Regions from separate parts of the Homo sapiens genome. Here region 1 is linked to region 2. The links are chromatin loops, found by intact Hi-C in ENCODE. Cell type or tissue: dorsolateral prefrontal cortex. All regions are shown on one strand. Each heading gives the region's core, and the rest is flanking DNA. Links, peaks and the distances in the headings are about the cores only.

What was found. A loop is a pair of places that touch in the nucleus more often than their neighbours do. Peaks named below come from ENCODE experiments on the same cell type or tissue, not always from the same donor. Only the 100,000 strongest peaks of a DNase experiment are listed, where the experiment ranks them.
Region 1: a loop joins it to region 2, with 2.4 times the contacts of the local background. A loop is called at or near these places in 3 of 110 quality-filtered maps.

Annotation. Positions count from the first base shown.
Region 1 is chr15:31,839,263-31,850,214 of GRCh38, reverse strand. The region is part of intron 1 of OTUD7A (OTU deubiquitinase 7A); the gene reads left to right. Among named protein-coding and RNA genes, the nearest start is that of OTUD7A, 26 kb to the left of the region's middle. In dorsolateral prefrontal cortex, for the core only: no CTCF peak of the experiment used is centred there; DNase peaks (open chromatin) are centred at 6,634 and 8,774; H3K4me3 peaks cover 855 bases; H3K27ac peaks cover 8,000 bases.
Region 2 is chr15:31,752,918-31,763,869 of GRCh38, reverse strand. All of the region lies in intron 1 of OTUD7A (OTU deubiquitinase 7A), which reads left to right. Among named protein-coding and RNA genes, the nearest start is that of OTUD7A, 110 kb to the left of the region's middle. In dorsolateral prefrontal cortex, for the core only: no CTCF peak of the experiment used is centred there; a DNase peak (open chromatin) is centred at 5,529; H3K27ac peaks cover 3,255 bases.

The sequences.
Region 1 (10,952 bases), core at 1,933-9,932, 86 kb before region 2:
CATGATGTATATGTGCCACATTTTCTTAATCCAATCTATCATTGATGGACATTTGGGTTAGTTCCAAGTCTTCGCTATTGTGATTAGTGCTGCAGTAAACATACATGTGCATGTGTCTTTATGTAGCATGATTTATAATCCTTTGGGTTTATACGCAGTAATGGGATCGCTGGGTTGAATGGTATTTCTAGTTCTAGATCCTTGAGGAATTGCCACACTGTCTTCCACAATGGTTGAACTAGTTTACACTCCCACTAACAGTGTAAAAGTGTCTAAAAGTGTTCGTATTTCTCCACATCCTTTCCAGGACCTGTTGTTTCCTGACTTTTTAATGATCACCATTCTAACTGGTGTGAGATGGTATCTCATTGTGGTTTTGATTTGCATTTCTGTGATGGCCAGTGATGATGAGCATTTTTTCATGTGTCTGTTGGCTGCATAAATTTCTTCTTTTGAGAAGTGTCTGTTCATATCCTTTGCCCACTTTTTGATGGGGTCGATTGTTTTCTTGTAAATTTGTTTAAGTTCTTTGTAGCTTCTGAATATTAGCCTTTTATCAGATGGGTAGATTGCAAAAATTTTCTTCCACTCTGTAGGTTGCCTGTTCACTCTGATGGTAGTTTCTTCTGCTGTGCTGAAGCTCATTAGTTTAATTAGACCCCATTTGTCTATTTTGGCTTTTGTTGCCGTTGCTTTTGGTGTTTTAGTCATGAAGTCCTTGCCCATGCCTATGTCCTGAATGGTATTGCCTAGGTTTTCTTCTAGGGTATTTATGGTTTTAGGTCTAACATTTAAGTCTTTAATCCATCTTGAATTAATTATTGTACAAGGTGTAAGGAAGGTATCCAGTTTCAGCTTTCTACATATGGCTAGCCAGTTTTCCCAGCACCATTTATTAAATAGAGAATCCTTTCCCTATTTCTTGTTTTTGTCAGGTTTGTCAAAGATCAGATGGTTGTAGATGTGTGGTATTATTTCTGAGGGCTCTGTTCTGTTCCATTGGTCTATATCTCTGTTTTGGTACCAGTACCATGCTGTTTTGGTTACCGTAGCCTTGTAGTGTAGTTCAAAGTCAGGTAGCAGCCAGAGAGAAAGGTCGGGTTACCCACAAAGGGAAGCCCATCAGACTAACAGTGGATCTCTCAGCAGAAGCTCTACAAGCCAGAAGAGAGTGGGGGCCAATATTCAGCATTCTTAATTTCAACCCAGAATTTCATATCCAGCCAAACTAAGCTTCATAAGTGAAGGAGAAATAAAATCCTTACAGACAAGCAACTGCAGGCCTGTTTCTAACTCTGAAGTTGGAAATAGCTTGGGATGTGGATCCATAAAAGGACAGGGCAGCAACTGGTGCATTTGTATGCCAAGGCCTGAGAGTGCCCAGTGCATGCTCTCTGACTTTGAGTGCTGAGCTACTGTTGGAGCAATGTGGGCCCCTCCAGGAACTCTCAGCTGGGCAGAGGCAAAGAACTCACCAGCCTTTCACAACTGAGCATACCATATTTTTCAGAACTCTATTTGTTTGCTATCAACGAGATTAAAAAATACAAAGCATTGGATATGGAAGAGCACATGATCTCAAGAGATGACTGCTGAGTCAGACCAGGGGAAGGCAGGGAAAGGCTTTGGGAAGGCCGGAGGGCAAAGAAAGGAGAGAGGCAGCTTAGAGGTTGATGGCTGGGATGTTCTGGAGCCTATTTGTGGACTTCTGACTGAAATTTCTTAAATTCTGCAAGCTCAGTGAGAGAAAACTGTTTTTTTTTAAAAATAAAAAGCACAGTTTTTTAGAGTATTACCTACAACTGGGGAACCATTACTTAAAGTTCAGGGTTTGATGCTTCCCCAGGCAGACTGGTCTGCACGTCCCCCTCATCTCAATCCCACAGCAGTCATGGCTGCCTTACCCCTGTTTTTGCTATTGCCCCTCCCTGCGTGCCCAGCAGGGCCTTCTCTTCAAGACCCTAGCCCCTGCCTCTCGTGTGACACCTTTGGTTTCCCTTCCCAAAGCCTTTCCCTGCCTTTCCTTGCTCAGCACCTGCAGGCAGTGAGGCCGCTCCTGTAAGCCATGAGCCTGCCTCACTGAATGTGTGTTCTTCGAGGGACTCTGCAGTTAGGGACCTCACTCCTGAAGGGCAAGTTGCAGGTTGATATGATCTAGCTCTGTGTCCCCTCCCCAATCTCATGTGGGAACTGTAATCTGCACATGTTGAAGGTGTGGGCTGCTGGGAGGTGACTGGATCATGGGGGTAGACTTCCCTCTTGCTGTTCTCATGATAGTGAGTGGGTTCTCACGAGATCTGATCATTTAAAAATGTGTGGCACTTCCTTCCCCCTTTGCTTTCTCTCCTGCTCCAATGTGGTAAGACGCGCTTGCTTATCCTTGGTCTTTCAGCATGATTGTAAGTTTCCTGAGTCCTCTCAGCCATGCTTCCTGTTAAGCCTGTGGAACTGTGAGTCAATTAAACCTCTTTTCTTCATAAGTTACCCAGTCTCAGGTATTTCTTTATACCAGTGCGTGAATGGACTAAGACACAGGTCCGCATGGCTTTGTGAATCTTATCCATGGTAATAGTGATTTTCATGGTCACGACATTATCAGAGCTCTTCAGATCTCCAAAGCAAGGTCTTCCCTGTGTTGCAAACCCTTATGCCTTCAGTGCCCCCACAGAGCCCTGCAGTAACCAACCCCAGTAGATGTGGGAGTCAGAGGCCATTTTACTGCTTCCCTGGAGTAAAGTATGTATTACCAAGTCACTGTGACCTGGGACCTTTACAAATAGCCTCCTTCTCGTAGTAAAGGAACGAGAAGGAACATCACTAGTCCTTAGTGGAGGAGAGCGGCTGTCTTGCTCTTTGACCATGATCACACCCTTTTTTCATTTCTATCATGTACTCACAACCAACTCAGTATCAGGCATGTGTGCACAGTGGCCTGGCTCTAGGCACTGCCCTCCTGCATGTTGGGAATGGGTGGAATTGTTTCAGAAGCATGCAGCATGTATGAACTGTATTTACACCTGGGACACATATTTATGGAAAGGGTCCACTGCAGCCCCATCACGCCCTCTGTGTGCCCTGACATACTGTGCTAGCCCCTTGCAGGCCCATTCACTCACAAGGATGCCCAGGCTACGGCAGGCCTGCGGGGTGCCCTGCCCTCTTGGCATAGCCTGGGAGAGGAGGAGGACTGTCCTTCCCTGCCCTGCCTAGCAGGGAACAACAAGGCGACCCTTGGCTTTTCATTGTCTCTATCTCTAAATTTAGTCTATCCTAAATCTTGCTGCCCTTGGCATTGTGTCATCTGCTTATTCTTTCAACAGACTTTTTGTCTAAACTCGTGAAAGTAGCAAGTACTCTTTAGAAAAATACCTACTCGTTGGAGAAGACATAAATAATCATATATGCGAAAAAAGTAAATAATCATATATGCTAAAAAATGTTTTATCTGGTTTGGTTTTTCTTGTCACGGACATCATTTCTTGAGCCTTTTCCGTGTTATAAATATTCTTCTTAAACCGAGGTTTCAGTGGCCATGTGACACTGTGTTGAATGTGCGGTGGTTGTTGAACTGGATATTGATGGGGGCTCACCGGGGGCTGGGCACCATGGCTTTGCTGCGGAGGTGCTCCAGGTTGAGTAGATGAATCTTGCCAGTGCAGCCTGGCAGGTCATTGGAGACGAGTGAGCCATACCAGTTCCTGCCCGTTCTTATTCCATTGTCAGAGTTCTCCCCTTTTTCCTGTTCTTTAGGGTTCTCAGTGGGCTCCCTTCACAATTTTACTCTGATATCTGCAATATGTGCTCCTTCCAGCTTTCTTAACTTAGTCCTTGGCAACATACCCAAAGAGTTTATATGTAATCCCATACCCTTCCTCCACAAACCTCTACCCAAAAAAGAAAAAGACAGTTTGGGCCACAGGCTCTAGACTGGCCAGTGGGCCAACTTACCCATCTGGTGGAAAGCGCTCAGGAAAGAGTCATGTTGATCATATCTGAAAGTGGGATTCCTTGGGGATCTGAATTGGGAAATATGGAAGAAATCAGACAACTGGAAATAAGAGCAGAGTCCCAGAAGACAGGAGGTAGAGAGAGTCTGAAGGACAAAGGTGAGCAGAGCAGGGCTGTGGAGTTGCAGGGGCTTGAAGCCCGAGAGCCTGTCCAGCAGAGGGGCAGAGCCAGCCAAGGGCAGGGGAGGAGCAGGTGGAGGCAGCCCCTGGAACAGCTGAGTCCCTGGCATCCCACACTGTGGGGCCGCCATCCTGAGAGATCCTCCTTATCAGACCCCAGGCCTGTGGGCTCTCTTGTGCATGGTGTCCCGTAGAGTCCCCAGACCTCCTCCTGCATGGGGGAGCCACCAACCCCCAACGGGTCTGTGGATTGTCTGTGGTTGCACTCCAAGCGCTTTGTGCTCCATGCTCACTCAGGCCCTCCCTGGCAAGTGCTTAGGCCAGGTTAGAATACCACTGGGTCCTGGCACGTCTGCCAGAGTGGGTAGAGGGTACAGGGTGGAAGATGGCATTGCAGAGGTGCTAGGAGGGGCCTAGTATGAAGAGCAGTGGGAGGTCGCAGAGTCCCCAGGCCAGCCCTTCCTGAGGGGGCCTCAACATGCTGGTTGGGGGCTGGGGATCTGTAAAACATGGCCAAGTGCTGAGCATGATTCCCCTGCCCAGAGCCGGATCCTCTGTGGCCCTGGGTGCATCGTGTGGTTGGAGCCGGCGTGAGGCCAGCTTCACAGAGGACGAGAGAGATGGTGGGTGCATGTAAATATTGGCTACTCCTGTGGCTTACCCGCGTGGTTTCTGATGTGCACGAGTGTGCACCCTACCTACTTGAAACCTGGGGCAGAATCAGGACAGAAGTAGGGGCCAGAATCTGCACTGAGTGTGGCTCCGCAGCCTTTTCAATTCTCCTCCCCTTGAGATGGAGAGGTACAGGACATGGAACAAGGTGTGTTCAGAGCCATGAGGGAAACAGGTTTATGTCGCCTAGCGCAGGTGAGAGGATGCCCAGTGCCTGGGGAGGAGGGATGGCTGGCATGCTGAAGAATCCTGCTTTTTAATTATTATTTTAAACCAGCTGTAACATGGGAACCAGAAGGGGTTTGAATGGCAAGAAGGCAGCCTATTTCGGGGCTCTCTCAGGAGCCCACCATGGAGGGTGCCTCCTATCGACTGTGAAGGAGAGAAGAGCTCATACAGGAGGCTCTCTGTTTGCTGGGGGTAGCAGGGTCTTCCTTGTATCCCACATGAATTCTTATGGGAGCTCTGCCAGTGGTAGCCATGTCTCCAGCTCACAGATGGGGACACCAAGTCCTGGGAATGGTCCCCGAGGCAGTAAGCAGGGCCCTGAGTGACAGGAAGAAAGGATTTGCACTGTTCCTGGCAGGGCATTGCCTCTCGTGGCCTCCTGTGGGACCCATCTACCTATGTGGCATCAGGTCTTTTCCTTTACGGAAGGTTGGGAGTGTTGGTTTTGCTTTTGTAATTGATGTTTTCTGCTTAGTAAGGTGAACTGTGTAGAGGAACCTCCACCTTTTGAGGGACACGTTACTGGCTATGGAATCAGGAGTTCTGGGAGTTGTATATGAGGAACCAGGAGACACAGGCAGGTATCTTCACAGCAGGCTGTTAGGAGGCCAAGGACAAGAAGGCATCTCCAGTGTCATCAGGAAGGGGTCTCATGGAACCAGTGTGTGATTCTTATTTTATTTTATTTTATGAGACGGAGTCTCACTCTGTCACCCAGGCTGGAGTGCAGTGGTGCAATCTCGGCTTACTGCAACCTCCGCCTCCTGGGTTCAAGTGATTCTCCTGCCTCAGCCTCCTGAGTAGCTGGGATTACAGGCGTGCGCCTGGCTAATTTTTGTATTTTTAGTAGAGACGGGGTTTCACTATGCTGGTCAGGCTGGTCTCGAACCCCTGACCTCATGATCCACCTGCCTCAGCCTCCCAAAGAGCTGGGATTACAGGCATGAGCCACCGCACCCAGCGCAGTGTGCGATTCTTGATTCTCTTTTCTGTCATATCCTGTACTGTGTCAGTGTGGGTGCCTGGGATGCTAGAGGTCAAAAGGCACAGAGAAAAGGTGGAAAGTGTCTTTAAATGATAAGATGATTAAAGTTCACTCTTTCCCCCTGATTTTCAAATATTCCGTCGAAGTGAGTATGTCCTTAGAACTTTGGATGGGCTTTGCAGAGAGAATTAATGAGGTCTGATTGATTGGAAAACTTGAAGGTGTGGCCCTGCTCCCCTGAGGTCATGGCCCTCCTGCCTGGCTGGGTGGTCCTCACAGTGCGAACCGTGTAAACTGTGAACCTCACAATGTAAACCGTGTGGTTTAGCAGGGAGTAAACATGACTCCAGTGTATCGGGGACCATCAAAGAGTGCTTTGGTGCAGGGCTTGGAACCTGCCCACAGGGAACAGACATATGCTCCTGGACATCATATCATTATGTGATGCAGGTGGCCCTGCTAGTCCTTAACCTGTTAAGTTTGAGTTAGGCGTAGCAGAAAAAATGAAACAAAAAACAAAACAGACCAAAAACAATGACTGTGACACAGCCAGGGTTTGTTTATTGTCACCCAGCTCAGCAGGGGTTCTGCCAAGCAAGGGCTCATCTGTGATGTTGTTACAGATGTTTGCAGAAGCTGTGGACATTGCCTTGCTTCTGTGCCAGGGCCTAGAAGGCTGCTGTAATTGTGTTAAATGGAAATTGTACAGATTGTCATTTCAAAATGATACATTTTTAAAGGAAGAGCTGGAAAAGTAGCATAGGTGTGGAAAAATCACTGTCAAAAGAAATAAGGATCACTGCCAGAACATGTTTTCAAGAAGACTGACTGTGTTAAGGCTTAATGGTTGGGGTTTTTTTTTTTTTTTTTTGGAGAAAAAATATTTTAAAAATTGTCTTGAGTTATAATGCTATGATCAGAAAAAAAAAATGTCTTGTCACTGGGAAGACTAAACCTTCTAAGAGAAATTCCCCCAGAAGTTGGGGAGGTAACTGTTCCCAGCGTCCAGGCCACCTTCCTAGGGAATTTTGCCCCTTGGACCTCAGGAAAGCAATCCAGTGGGATAGACTTCCCGACTCCTCACATATGCTGTGAGGACAGAGCACAAGGGCAGCCAGGCCTGGCTGTCCTCCTTCTCATTTCTATTGTGGGATGGGGACTAGGGTCTGCATAGCAGTGGTGTGAGCCTGGATGTGTGCAGGAAGGGAGCAGTGCTTCTAGGAGGCTTGTGCACAGCAGTTTCTCGTCCATTCCCTCAGCCCTTGGCTTCCTGGAACCGAGAGCATTAATTAGGATGCATGTCACACTGGCATTTGGGGTTTTTGGAGCAGGTAGCAAATATAAGCCCATCTTTTGGAATTCTGGGCCCAACAGTGGATTTGGGATTTTCTTCTGTTCTACTATGGCTTAAGTCATGAGAGACATGCTTTAAATAGGGAGGCAGCGATGTGATTTACAGGCACTTTCCCAGCCCTAAGTAGGTCAGGGTTTTGTCACAGTTTTGAGGAGATCACAGGTGAGTCACAGTAAATTTGGAGAGTCACGAATCTTGTCAGAATTCAGAGTGCGTTTGTGATATTGTTAAATAGCATACCTTAATTACTGGCCTGTGCAGTGTCCTCTCTGTCCCCCACCAGCCCCCATTCCCTGGAGTAGATAGTACAGTCTCCATTGAAACCAGCCATCAGAGGGATTCAGCTTCACTTCCGGCTGTGAAAATCTGATCTCTTGCTGGCTTAACTGGTGGGAAAAAACAAGTTCTGGGAGCAGGGCATGAGAGGCACTCCCTCTTGCTAGCCTCTCTTTCCCTTAGTCCTTGGCTGCACCACTTTTTATGGCAGTAGAATCTCATGCACAAAGGCCACGTCAGAAGTTTGCAGCTTAATAAATGCAGCCAAGTAACTGAGCACACCTCATAATCCACACCTAGATCAGGACACAGAACACACCCACACTGCAGGAGCCCCTCATACCCCCCTGGGGTCACCACTGCTCTCACTTCTAACACCATAGATTTGCCTGTTTTGTGCTTTATGTATGTGGGACCATGCAGGATGCATGTTTTCCATTTTGCTCCTTTCACTCAATATTATGTGTGTGAGATTCATACAGGGCCTTGTGTGTAGTTGTAGCTCATTAATTCTCAGTGCAGTGCAAATATACAGCATTCACTGTTGATGGGCATGCAGGTGGTCGCCAGTTTGGGCTATTATGAACAGTATGGCTTTGGACATTCTAGAGCATGGGTGGAGATGGGAAGAGAGACATTCTAAAGCATATTCTGCCAAACATCTGGATGCATTTCTGTTGGGTGGACCTAGGAGTGGAATTGCTGGGTGGCAGGTATGCAGGTCTTCAGCATAGGACATATTCCATCTCTCCAAAAATACTCTTTCCAGCAGGTAGAAGCTAGAATAAGGTTTCCAGGTAGAGTACATGAAGTTTTCTGATTGCCCTGGAGTATATTTTGGATTAATTTTGGGTCAAGCAGGAATACAGTGGCATTTTAGTAAGCAGTTACTCTTAGAAATCTGAGAGAGGAGTACTGGTCTTGACAGAGGCAGATTCTGTATTTAAATGAAGACGTTTTAGTTCAGTGTTTGTTCGTGCAACTCCATTAACTTTTTCTTGCTATGCTCAGCCAGTGTCATCCACCAGCGGAGCACATGCTGTCCCTGATACACTGACTCGGTGGGTAGTAAGGGAAGTGACTATGTAGAGGGGCAGAGGCAGCGTAGAGCCACCACATTGTCACTGACCACTTGTTGCATGTGTCCTCGAGGCTTCCTTGTGTCCTGCATCGTCAGGGCTGTGTTTCAGAGCGTGCCTTGGACGCTGAGGACATCCACCATTCAGCAGCCTCATTTCCGAGGCAGTTCATGGTTTGACCCAGGCTCTGTCTTCTGTCAGAATCACCTCTCACTCTCTCTGAGGCCAACAGTATCTTCTGGTCCTGGGTTGAAGTCCAAGTTGAGTGCCTTGCCAAGGGACTCTGTGACGAAGAAAAAGGGGCTGGAGCTTAGCCTGAGTCTTCTGACCACACACCCCAGGCAATTCTGCCACACCACAGCCCCCACCTCTGTGTACCAAGCAGATGTATTGGAGGTGGTGCTTTATTTTATAGTGATGATTAATAGGTCCACCTAGACCACAGGCTCTTCTGTTGCTTGGCAGAGGTTCAACTTTCTGTTCTCCACATTGCACAGGTGACGGCATTCCTCAGCAGCAGGGTGTTGTGGTCTGTCAGAAGCCCTCCCAGCGTGGTACTGTGACAAGCCTGTGACTTTGGGTATTCCTTTGCCATGGCACATAGTAGATTGTATCCTCAGTAGTAGATGGATAGTGATAGATAGTAGATTCTATTCCTTTTCCGTGGTAGATAGCAAATTCTATAAAGTTATTTTAGGAAACTCTCGTAATGGGATGTACTAGATTGAGTAATGTGAAATCTAAATCCTCAAGAGAAATATTTGGGCATTATTGTCCATTTTAATATTTCCTGTTCTTGTGTGGTATTTTCTGAAACCTGAGCATTTACCTTAAAAGCATGTTTTCCACCACTACCAGTGTCTATTAAAGGGGGAAAAAAAGACCGAAAAACAGTCCAGTTAACTTCATGCTATATGTAACATTAAAGGACGCTTGATAACCTCTAGAGTGTAATGTTACCTTTCATCATTCTAATAGAATAGACTACTATCATTTAGAGAGTGAGCTTTAAGCTTCAATTTTATTTTTTATTTTTATTTTTATTTTTTAATTTTTGAGACGAAGTCTTGCTGTATTGCCCAGGCTGGAGTGCAGTGGTGCGATCTCAGCTCAGTGCAACCTCCACCTCCCGGGTTCAAATGATTCTCGTGCCTCAGCCTCCTGAGTAGCTGAGATTACAGGCGTGCGCCACCATACCCAGCTAATTTATTTATTTATTTATTTATTTGTATTTTTAGTACAGATGGGGTTTCACCATGTTGCCCAGGCTGGTCTTGAACTCCTGACCTCAGGTGATCCACTCACCTTGGCCTCCCAAGGTGCTGAGATTACAGGTGTGAGCCACCATGCCTGGCCTAAGCTTCAATTTTATAATAGTCTATACAATTATTTCAGAAACTGCTGCCTGTGTCTTGAAATTTTAATGGGGATTGCTAGTCATTGTAGGTCATTTTTATTTTAAAAAGAGATTTTATTTTGTGTAGTTAGAGTCTGGTCAAGTTAAAGAGCTAGCAAGACAAAATAACATAAACAAAAAAAAGTTTTTTTAAAGTAAATAATACAACTTCCAAAATATCATTTATATTTTGTATCTATTAAGTGAGTGCCCACAGTATCTCCCAGGGAAGTTATTACAAGATGTTTAATGTTGTTTTAAGAATCCCAGCCTTGATATAAGAGTTTATATCCCAACTTAGTCCCAAGAGGCTTTGCACATGGTGACCGATGCCCTTATTTATACCTGACCATGGTGCAGTGACACCCTTCTTAGAGCTTGTCTGAATCCCCTCACACACACAAGTTAGTTTCTCAACCCACTTTTTGGTTCAATGGAGCCGGGATGTCCCTGGAATATGGAGCCATAGAAGTTTATAGAAGAGGAGAGCAGGGCTCTCACACGTGCTTCTGTGCAGGTGCTGAGTGGATGCCAGGACAGGCTGCAGCAAGGGGTGTGTCTTTGGCAGGATATGCCTGGCTCTACTGTTTTACCACCTCAAATTAGGTTACATTTCCTTTAGAGTTTAAAATAAGATTGTTGTGAGCCCTCATCCTGTTGGTCACAGCCAGTCCACTCTTTTATTTGGTCCAAGGGCCCTCAAGGTGCTTACCTGGCCCCATGGATACCATCCTGCTGACGAGCAAACAGAAGAAGAAATGGGAATGTGAGCATGTGTCCTGTTCCCCAAAGTAGTCACTGCCTTGTGGCTTTGTCACTGAATAGTGGTGACATC
Region 2 (10,952 bases), core at 1,171-9,170:
TCTGTGGTTTCTGATGAGAACTCTGCAGTCATTCAGAGGGTTGTTCTCCTATTTATAATGCGGTGATTTTTCCTTGCTGTATTCAGGCTTTTTGTCAAAAATCTTGTCTTTGGTTTTTCAGCCACATGATTATGATTTGTCTGGGCCTGGATTTCTTTTATTTTCTTTTGCTTGGGGTTCCCTGAGTGTCTTAAATCTATAAATTTGTCTTTCACTAAATTTGGGAAGATTTCAGCCACCGTTTGTCAAATTTTCTTTTCCACACCAGACTCTTACTCCTTTCTTGGGACTTTGGTGACACAAATGTTCAACCTTTTGAATTCTTTCCCTCAGTTTCCTGAGTCTCTTAATTTTTTTCATTTTTTTCTCTCCGATGTTCCAATTAGATAATTTCTATTGATTTCTCTTCAAGTCCAGTGACTTTCCTCTGCTATCTCCATTCTGCCATTTAACCCATCTAAAGAACATTTTTTACATGTCAGCTATTGTATTTTTCATCTCTAAAATTTCCACTTGATTCTTCTTTATATCTTTTTTCTTTACTGAGACTTCTGTCTTTTGTTGTTGTTGTTGTTGTTGTTGTTGTTGAGATGGAGTCTCGCTCTGTTGCCCAGGCTGGAGTGCAGTGGCACGATCTCTGCTCACTGAAACCTCCATCTCCTGGGTTCAAGTGATTCTCCTGCCTCAGCCTCCCCAGTAGCTGGGATTATAGGTACATGCTACCAGGCCCAGTTGATTCTTGTACTTTTAGTAGAGATGGGGTTTCACCATGTTGGCCAACCTGGTCTTGAACTCCTGACCTCAGGTGATCCGCCTGCCTCAGCCTCACAAAGTGTTGGGATTACAGGCGTGAGCCACCGCACCTGGCTGACTTCTGTCTTTACATTTGTTTATTCTTACGTCTTGGAGCATGGTTATTATAGCTGCTTTTGTCTGCTTTTGCCAATATTTTTGTCGTCTCGGAGTAGCATATGTTGTTTTTCTCTTTTCTTGTAGTAAAGATTTTCCTGGTCATTTGTGTACCAAGTAATTTGGATTGAATCCTGGACATTTGGAATATTACGTTATCAGACTCTATGTCTTATCATAAGGAGAATATTGATTTTGTTTGTTTTATCAGGCAATCTACATAGCTAGGTTCAGGCTTCAAGTTCTGACCCTTTCAGGGATGTGGTTCCAAAGTTGAGTCTGTTTTCAGAGCTTTCGCTATGCTATTTGGATCCTTCTATAGCTTACGCACCACTCAGTGGCAAGCCTGGGACCTGGATGATAGCTAGTCCTATAGTTCTATAATCAAAGCCTTTGGTGTACTGTTTAGGGTTAGATTCGTGCATGCACAGCTCAGAGGTGAGCCAGAAGATCACACCTCCCTTTACAGGGTTACTTTCTTGAGCTCCTCCTCTTCACAGTCTTTCTGGTTCTTTATGCTCCTTTCAGTGTCCTTTGATCAGATAGCCAGGGCTTTAGTGTCCCTGCTTTGTCTTGTACTTTATGACTTTATCTGTGTGGAGGTTAAATGGTGGGAGGACAGAGAAAAAAAGCAATGAGGATTTGCTCCAAGCCCTTGAGACCACAGCTCCTGTGGGCAGAGAGGAGAATTCCCCTCCCTCAGAGTTTTAGGAACATGCCTGGAAGCTGTGGCCACCACTCCTGCCACTGCAGAATTGCTACCACATCATTGATTTTACTGTTAGTTTTGAAAAACCAATTTGGTTGAGATATAATTCACATACCATAATTCACCCACTAAAAGTACAGTTTATTGATTTTTAGTATATTCACAGATATATGAAACTATTCGCACAATTTAATTTTGGAACACTTCATTACCCCAAAAAGAAATTCTTACCCATTACCAGTGACTTACACACATGCCCCCCTCTGTAGGCAACCATTAATCTATCTTCTGTCTTTACAGATTTATCAGGGCATTTTATACAAATGGCATCATATAATATATTATCTTTGGTGTTTGGCTTCTTTCACTTAATGTTTTCAAGGTTCATCCATGTTGTAGTAAGTACCAGTACTTCCTTCCTTTTCATTGCTGATTGATATTCAATTGTATGGATATATCACATTGCATGTATCTGTTAATCAGTTGATGGATATTTGGGTTTTTCTACTTTTGGCTAATATGAGTAATGCTGTTATGACAATTCATATACAGATATGTTTTCATTTCTCTTTGGTATATACCTAGGAGTAGAATGTCTGGGTCATATGGGAATTCTATGCTTAACTTTTGAGTAACTGCTGAACTATTTTTTGAAGTAGCTGTATCATTTTATGTTCCTACCAGCAGAGTATAAGATTTCCAGTTTCTCCACATCTTTGTCAACACTTATTATTGTTTGTCTTTCTTATTATACCCATCCTAGTGGGTGTGAAGTTATATTTCGTTGTGATTTTGATTTGCTTTTCCTTAATGACTAGTGATGTTGAGTATCTTTTCATGTGATTATTGACTGGTTTTATGTATTCTTTTGAGAAATATCTATTCAAATCCTTTGTCCATTTTTATTGGTTATTTGTGTTTTTATTATTGAGTTGTATATATCCTGTATACAAGTCCCTTATCAGATGTACATTGTGCAAATATTTTCTCCCATTCTGTAGGTTGCCTTTCCATATTCTTGATAGTGTTCTTTGAGAAAAAACTATAAATATTTGTAATTTTGATGAAGTTCAATTTATCTGTTCTTTTGTTGATTGTACTTTTGTTATTGTACCTACAAAATTATTGCCTAACTCAAGATTACAAAGATTTACTGCTATGTTTTCTTCTAAGTGTTGTTATGCTATTGTCTCTTAGGTTTAGGAGGCTCATGATCAATCTTGTCTTAATTTTTGTGTACAGTGTGAAGTAAGGATAGAACTTTATTCATTCACTTGTGGATACTAAGTTGCCCGACCATTATTTGTTAAAAAAACAAAAAAACAAAAAAACCCAAAAAAACCTGTTCTTTCCCCACAAAATTATCTTGCTGCTCTTGTAAAGAATCAACCAGACATAAATGCAAGGGTTTATGCCAATACCATACTATCTTAATTATTGTGGATTTATCATAAATTTTAAAGTCAGAAAATGTGAGTCCTCCTTTGTTTTTCGAGATTATCCTGGCTATTCTCAATCCCTTGAATTTCCATATGAATTTTAGGGTCAGCTTGTCAATTTCTGAAAAAAAAGCCAGCTGGAATTTTGAAAGGGATTGGGTTGAATCTGTACATTAATCTAAGGAGTATTGCCATCTTAGCAACATTGCATTTTCTGGCCCATGAATATGGGATATCTTTTAACAGCAACACTGGGAACTGGAAGACAACGGAAGATAACTTCAATGTGTTCAATACAAAACCCTGCAAAACTAAAATTCTAATTCCAGTGAAAGTATCTTTATAAAATGAAGGGAGAAGAAGTGAGCATTTGGTGACAGAGAGTATAGATAAATCTTCAAAGATTGTTGCTATAAAGGACAGCATAAAAAGGATTGGTAGCTGGAGGGAGATATGAAGTTGATTTTTAAGATGAGCAACTTAAAAACATCTCATATAGAGAAGAAGGAAGTGATGAAACAGTGGAAATCAGGGCTAATTGGAAGGATGATGTCCCTTAGTAACTTTTAGCAGGTGAGGAGGGTAGCATCCAAAGGGAGGTAAGGTGAGAGAAGGATGAAGGATGAGGGTACAGAAGCTGAAGAATAATGATAGGGAAGATCAAGAGTTCTCCATTAGACCACTGTGTGGAGTAGGTAGCAAAGTTATAAGGGAGACTGAAGGGAAAGAGTTTGTTGGAAATTTGAGAAAAACAGAAAAGTATGAAATTGTCATCTTGGGGAATAACAAAGTGAAATTTCCATGAAAATAAAACAATTTAGCAGTTTTCAGTGCCTATATGATATAAATTTGAAGACAGCCTAGTCATCAGAGTTCTAAGATTTTTTTCCAGTGATGTTCAGGTTTGGTACAAGTCCAGAGTAAGTGATGCAGAGTAGAGGGAAGCATGGACAAAGCATGAATATTATGTGTAAAAGCATGACTCTGGCCGGGTGTGGTGGCTCATGCCTGTAATCCAGCACTTTGGGAGGCTGAGGCAGCAGGATCACTTGAGGTCAGGAGTTTGAGACCAGCCTGGCCAACATGGCAAAACCCTGCACTACTATACAAAAGATAGCCAGGCATGGTGGTGCACGCCTGTATCCCAGCTACTCGGGAGGCTGAGGTAGGAGAATTGCTTGAACCCGGGAGGCAGAGGTGGCAGTGAGCTGAGATCACACCACTGCACTCCATCCTGGGTGACAGAGCAAGACTCCATCTCAAAAACGAAAAGGCAAAAATGCATGCCAATGTGGTAAGCCACGATCTATTAGGTGAGGCAGTTAAAGAAGCAGGACTCAGAAGGAGGAAAGTGTGAGAAGTGACAGGATTAGCAGAATGTAGGCCCTGAGAAGGGCAGACTCATGCACACATGGCCATTGGATACCTTGCAGAAATTAGTAGTTCTCTTTGGGGTAGGTGCCAAATAAGTGGTAATTGACTCTGGCCACATATTATGGTCACCTGGGGACCTTTAAAAAATTTATCAGTGGGATTCAAGCCCATTGGTTCAGGATCTCTGAGCATTAGTGTCTTTTAAAAGATGCACAAGTGATTCTAATACAGAGACAGAGCTGATGGCTGCTACAAGAGAGCGTGGAGTGCTGGAGACCTCGAGGCCTGGAAATACAGAGCTGCTGCCTTGCATAGCTCCCAATGGCACATTGATATGGACTGCAGTGTCCCTGGGTGGAGGGTTATAGCAATCTTAGAGCATTTTAAGATTGACAACCCACGAGAGGAGGTGTAGACCCATTAAATTATTAGGGATTTAAAATATCTAGAGCAGTGATTCTAAACCCTGGAGGGGGCAGGTCAGAAAAACACTTCAATGCCTAGATAGCATCCCAGACATCAAAATCAAAATTACATCAAAATCACTGTGGTTGAAGCCCAGGCTAAATCAGGACATTAAAAAAGCTCCCCAGTTTTTTTTGTATGGTAAATACTGGGTGGGGTGCAGCGTTGAGTGGAGATTTGATGATTTCTGATGGAGTCGTGTTGAGTTTGAGGAAGTTGTGCTTCATCCAGTTGGAGATGTCAAAGAAGCCATTAGCTCCAGGTCTGGAGCTTGGCAAAGTCTTGAGCTGAAGCAAAATAATCCTCCCCACTATGGGTGAATTGTTGATTGCTATATATTTTTAGAACATATTAGTTTTGTGATGTTCCAATGCAAGTCATAGTCTTTATAAATGACCATGTCTGCTCTCTGGTTCGAGCAGTATTCCCATAGCTAGAGAGGAGAATACAGTTCTGGCACTGATGTGGGATGCTTGTAAAATGCAGTTAGAAGAGCGTCGGGGAAGGGAGGTTTCTGCAGAGTTTGTGTGATCGTACCTGCTAATTTTAGAGTCAAAGGCCCAGATTGGAGAAAGACTCAGTAGAATGAGACCAGCTGAAGCTCCTGACTTACACAGCAGGGCCGTTCTTGGCTGTGTGCCCAGAGGGCGATGACCACATGCTTAGCAGGAAGGCACTATTGTTTCCTGTTTTGCTTGTTTGTGTGTTTGATTTTGTGTGTGTGTGTGTGTGACAGACATGTTGGTATTTCCCTTTATCTAAATGATACTATCCATTTCTACAGTTTTATATGTGTTTAAGAGGAGGTAGCTATCTTGAGGCAGTTTTTGAACTTTGACTACATGACTTTTAAGGTCCCTCAGTCCATTTTGATAATTTGTCAACATTAAAAGTAAATGAAAACCTACGTTTTAGGATTCATATGAAATAAAAATCGAAGACATTTATTTTTGTGAGTTCCCTTAAAATATGTCAAACTACCTAGCATTGAATATTGTTATGCTTGTTCAAGTGAGAATCTGGCCGTTGTTTTGGGGTGACACAGATCTTGCCACATCTGTTCTAACGATCATCAGTGGGTCAACCTCATTTGTGAAAGCCTCTTCACATCCTCCTATTAATTTTTGTGGAATATTTGTTTACTCAAGGCACTGACAATGCTCAAAGAATTCTATAGAATTATTTTAAAGGGCTTCCTTATCAAATTCTAATTTACCATATAAACTGCTTTGTCCAGATGAAAGTGACCCACAATTACACTTTGAAATGTAATTGACATTTCATTAGTGACTGTGGGTTTGTGTCTTGGAAGAGAGATTTTGTCTCCTTAGGGCCAGGGTTGCCCATGGTACAATTCATGGGAATACAATACATGGGAATACGTTGCGGCTGGCTGGTAATGTCCAGGGGCTGGCTCCCAAATCTCCTTGTTACATTGATTTATGTATTTATGTATTTCTGGGGTTATTGGAAATAATATTGCAGTTGTCCTCTTGACCATTGTGTTTAAGTGGTAGCAGTAGCAGTGGTACTAGGAGTGGTATAGTGAGATCTAACCTCTAGCAAGTCCTTTCTCTGTGCCAAGAACCCTTTATATATATAAACGTATATATATATATAATATATATATTATTTCATTTCATCCCTGCAGTAACCCTATGAGGAAGGCGCCATTTCCATCCACATTGTATAAAAGAAGAGATGAAGTAACTTCCCCAAACTTTGGGGTTAGAATTAGATCCCTGGCTGTCTGGGCTCCAACTTAAGATCCCTGGAGATTCAGCACCAGGAGGTGCAGGATTAATGAGATCTGCCTCTGCCTTAGAGAAAAGCAGGAGCTGGGGTATGGGAGTGGATATGACAGCACAGTGAAGTTGGGTTCATCTGGACAGGGACAGAGGTTAAAGAGCCTCCATGTGATGTGTGCCTGTGCCATCTAACCCTGCTCAGTCCAGTGGCATTCCAGTGGCTCCGAGGAGACAGGAGAGATCTCCTGCTTTGAGGAAGAGGATGGTTTCCTGCCATCATTTCTATGTCATGGAGCAACTTCGGTGGCCCCCACATACCCAGTATACAATCTTTACTGCTTTCTTGTGCGTACTGTTCCTTAGAAGCAAGAGGGATGCTGAGTAGTTGTTAGGTCCGCAGTAGCTGGTGTGAGGCCAGAAGTTTTGTCAAAATTCCAAATAATGGTAAATTGTAAGCTGATTTCATCTAATTTATTTATCTTGCATAGGCTATCCCCATATTCTTATTTAACTTGAGCTGGTTCAGAGTTACTAAAAGCAGTGTGTGTGTGTGTGTGTGTGTGTGTGTGTGTGTGTGTGTGTGTGTGTGTGTGTGTGTTGGGTACACTGGGTTTTTATGCATTCCTGTCCTCAGAAAGGACCCAGTGAATGGATGAGAGGGCAGCCCTGTCTCTGTCACCCTGGCCATGTTAGCTTTGGGGGATGGAGCATTGAGGCCATAGTTGATTACATCACGAGGACAGTGACTTTGTGCGTCAGCACTGACTTTATGGCCTTCTCTGGGACCACAGTGGCAAGACTGTCTTATAGACATTTCCAGGGCCCTGAAAAGTACCTTGAGAGGAGAAACAAAAAGGTTTTCTTTAATGTCTACATTATTCTCACAATTATTGTTTGCAGGAGAAATCCCTGTTCCAATTTAATAAGTAAAGAGAAGTTAAAATAATGATGAATGGTAATAATGTAAAACTCAAACTACAAAATAAAAAGAAAGATACACTGTAAAAGAGTTATTCTGTGTTTAGAAAGAAAAAGCAACAGAGGACCCACAGGCCCTTAGTCAGAGGTGTGGAAGTTGAAAGCAGGTGTCCACAGGCGCTGAAGTGTTACTGGGCACAGCTAACTCCATGGCCAGTGGGGCAAGACTGGGCAAGGGGCAGCAGCTGGGCTCATCTTCAGCGGAGTCCCCACTGGAGGTGAGGCTGGAGTCCTCAGCTCTGCTCCCTTGCTCTGTGACTCATGATACGCCTTTGCAGAAGGCTTAAGCCCATAACCCCTTTCTAGCGGACACCAGGTAGACAACACCAGCCACTGCACACCCCCTGTTTGCCTTGCTGCCTGCCTGGCTGCCAGTCTGTTAACAGACCTAGGCCGCCACTGGGTGGAAAACAAGCAAACAGGCAAGGCCAAAGCTCGAAGGTAGATTGAGAAGCATTTCAGTGAAAACACCATTCTTACTTGAAAATTTCTTTGACGTTGAAGACCAGTACTTTTTTTTTTTTTTGAGACAGAGTCTCGCTCTGTCTCCCAGGCTGAAGTGCAGTGGCGCAATCTCTGCTCACTGCAAGCTCCACCTCCTGGGTTCACACCATTCTCCTGCCTCAGCCTCCCAAGTAGCTGGGACTACAGGCGCCCGCCAGCACGCCTGGCTAATTTTTTTGTATTTTTAGTAGAGACGGGGTTTCACCGTGTTAGCCAGAATGGTCTCGATCTCCTGACCTCGTGATCCACCCACCTCGGCCTCCCAAAGTGCTGGTATTACAGGCGTGAGCTGCCGTGCCCAGCCAAAGACTAGCACTTTTGTTTAAGGACTGCACAGTTTAGGTTTTCCTTACATGATGCTTCCTATCTGATACTAATGGACAGGAAAGGCCCCATTGAGAGTTCTCACCCTGTAGCATTCTAGCTCGCCCTCAGATATATGAAGAAGTTCTCTTGTGTTTTCAAATGCTTCTGGCACCATCAGGCTAAAAAACCATGTATGCCACATATTATTAATACTTCCTCACTTTCCCCCTCCTTCCATTCCTCCTCCTTCCCTCTCTCCTATCTTCCCTTATTCTCTCTCCCACCTTCACTTCCCCTCTTCCCACCTTCCCTTCATCTCTCTCCTCCTTAAATAGAATTATCTCTCTTCTCTCTTTCACACACACACACACACACACGAACACAGAGGAACACACACATAATCACACACACACACCATCTCTCTCTCTCTCTCTGTCTCTCTCACTCTCTTCGTCTTCCTTCTGTGCCAGCCAACTAGACTAATAAGGAGACCAACCAGTTATTCCAGGAGAACCTCCTTCATACCCCTACTCCAGCAGTTCTCAAACTGTGGTCTGTGGACCCCTGGGGTCCCTGAGAAGCTTTCAGGAGGTTCACAATGTCAAAATGATTTTCATAATAATATTAAAAGTGCAAATCTGGAAGCATCACATTACATGATTCAAACTATACTATAAGCCCATAGTCACCAAAACAGCATGGTACTGTTATAAAAACAGGCACATAGACCAATGGAACAGAATAGAGAACCCAGAAATAAACCGAAATACTTACAGCCAACTGATCTTCAACAAAGCAAACAAAAACGAAGTGGGGAAAGTACACCCTTTTCAACAATGGTGCTGGGATAATTGGCTGGCCACATGTAGGAGAATGAAAATGGATTCTTGTCTGTCACCTTATACAAAAATCAACTTAAGATGGATTAAAGACTTAAATCTAAGACATGAAACTATAAAAATTCTAAAAGATAACATTGGAAAAACCCTTCTAGACCTTGGCTTAGGCAAGGATTTCATGACCAAGAGCCCAAAAGCAAATGCAATAAAAACAAAGATAAATTGCTGGGACTTAATTAAACCAAAGAGCTTTTGCATGGCAAAAGGAACAGCCAGCAGAGTAAACAGACAACCCACAGAGTGGGAGAAAATCTTCACAATCTATATGTCTGACAAAGGACTAATATCCAAAATCTACAATGAACTCAAATCAACAAGAAAAAAAAATCCCATTAAAAAGTAGGCTAAGGACATGTATAGACAATTCTCAAAAGAAGATATACAAATGGCCAACAATCATATGAAAAAATGCTCAACATCACTAATGAGCAGAAAAATGCAAATCAAAACCATAATGCAATACCACCTTACTCCTGCAAGAATGGCCATAATCAAAAAAATCAAAAAATAGTAGATGTTGGCATGGATGCAGTGAACAGGGAACACTTCTACACTGCTGGTGGGAATGTAAACTAATACAACCACTATGGAAAACAGTGTGGAGATTCCTTAAAGAACTAAAAGTAGAACTACCACTTGATCCAGCAATCCCACTGCTTGGTATCTACCCAGAGAAAAGTCATTATACAAAAAAAGATAACTGCACATGTGTGTTTATAGCAGCACAATTCTCAATTGCAAAAATGTGGAACTGATCCAAATGCCTATCAATCAAGGAATGGATAAAGAAACTGTGAGATATATATATATATATATAATATATATATATATATATAATATATATATATATATCTCACAGGTTATATATATATATATGATGGAATACTACTCAGTCATAAAAAGGAATGAATTAATGGCATTTGCAGCAACCTGGATGAGATTGGAGACCATTATTCTAAGTGAAGTAACTCAGGAATGGACAACCAAACATTGTATGTTATCATGCATAAGTGGGAGCTAAGCTATGAGGATGCAAAGGCATAAGAATGACACAGTGGACTTTGGGGACTTGGGGAAAGAGTGGGAAGGGGGTGAAGGATAAAAGACTAGAAATAGGGTACAGTGTATACTGCCTGGGTGATGGGTGCACCAAAATCTCACACGTCACCACTAAGGAACTTACTCGTGTAACCAAACACCACCTGTCTCCCAATAACCTATGGAAATATAAATAAATATTTGGTAGAATTCTTCAGTGACACTGCCTGGATCTGGAGATTTCTTTTTTTGGGAGTTTGCTTAAAAAAAAAAAGTCATTTGCCTTTTTCACTATGTGAACATTTGGGCCATGGTACAAGAAGTAATGGTGGTAAAACTGCTGGCACCTTAGCTTGAATCAAGCTTGTGGCATCAAACTGCGCCATTAGTCATTGTATTCCTCACTGTTTTGCACAATGTAAAAGTAAATGCTAATTTCCCTTAGTAATGTCCCTGATGAAACAGTAAAAATGATTCATTTTATTAAATATTGACCCTTGACTACAAGTCGTTTTAATATTCTGAGCACTTCTGCTGCATATGATGATGGTGGTCTTAAAACGAAATCACCATCTGTGCAGTT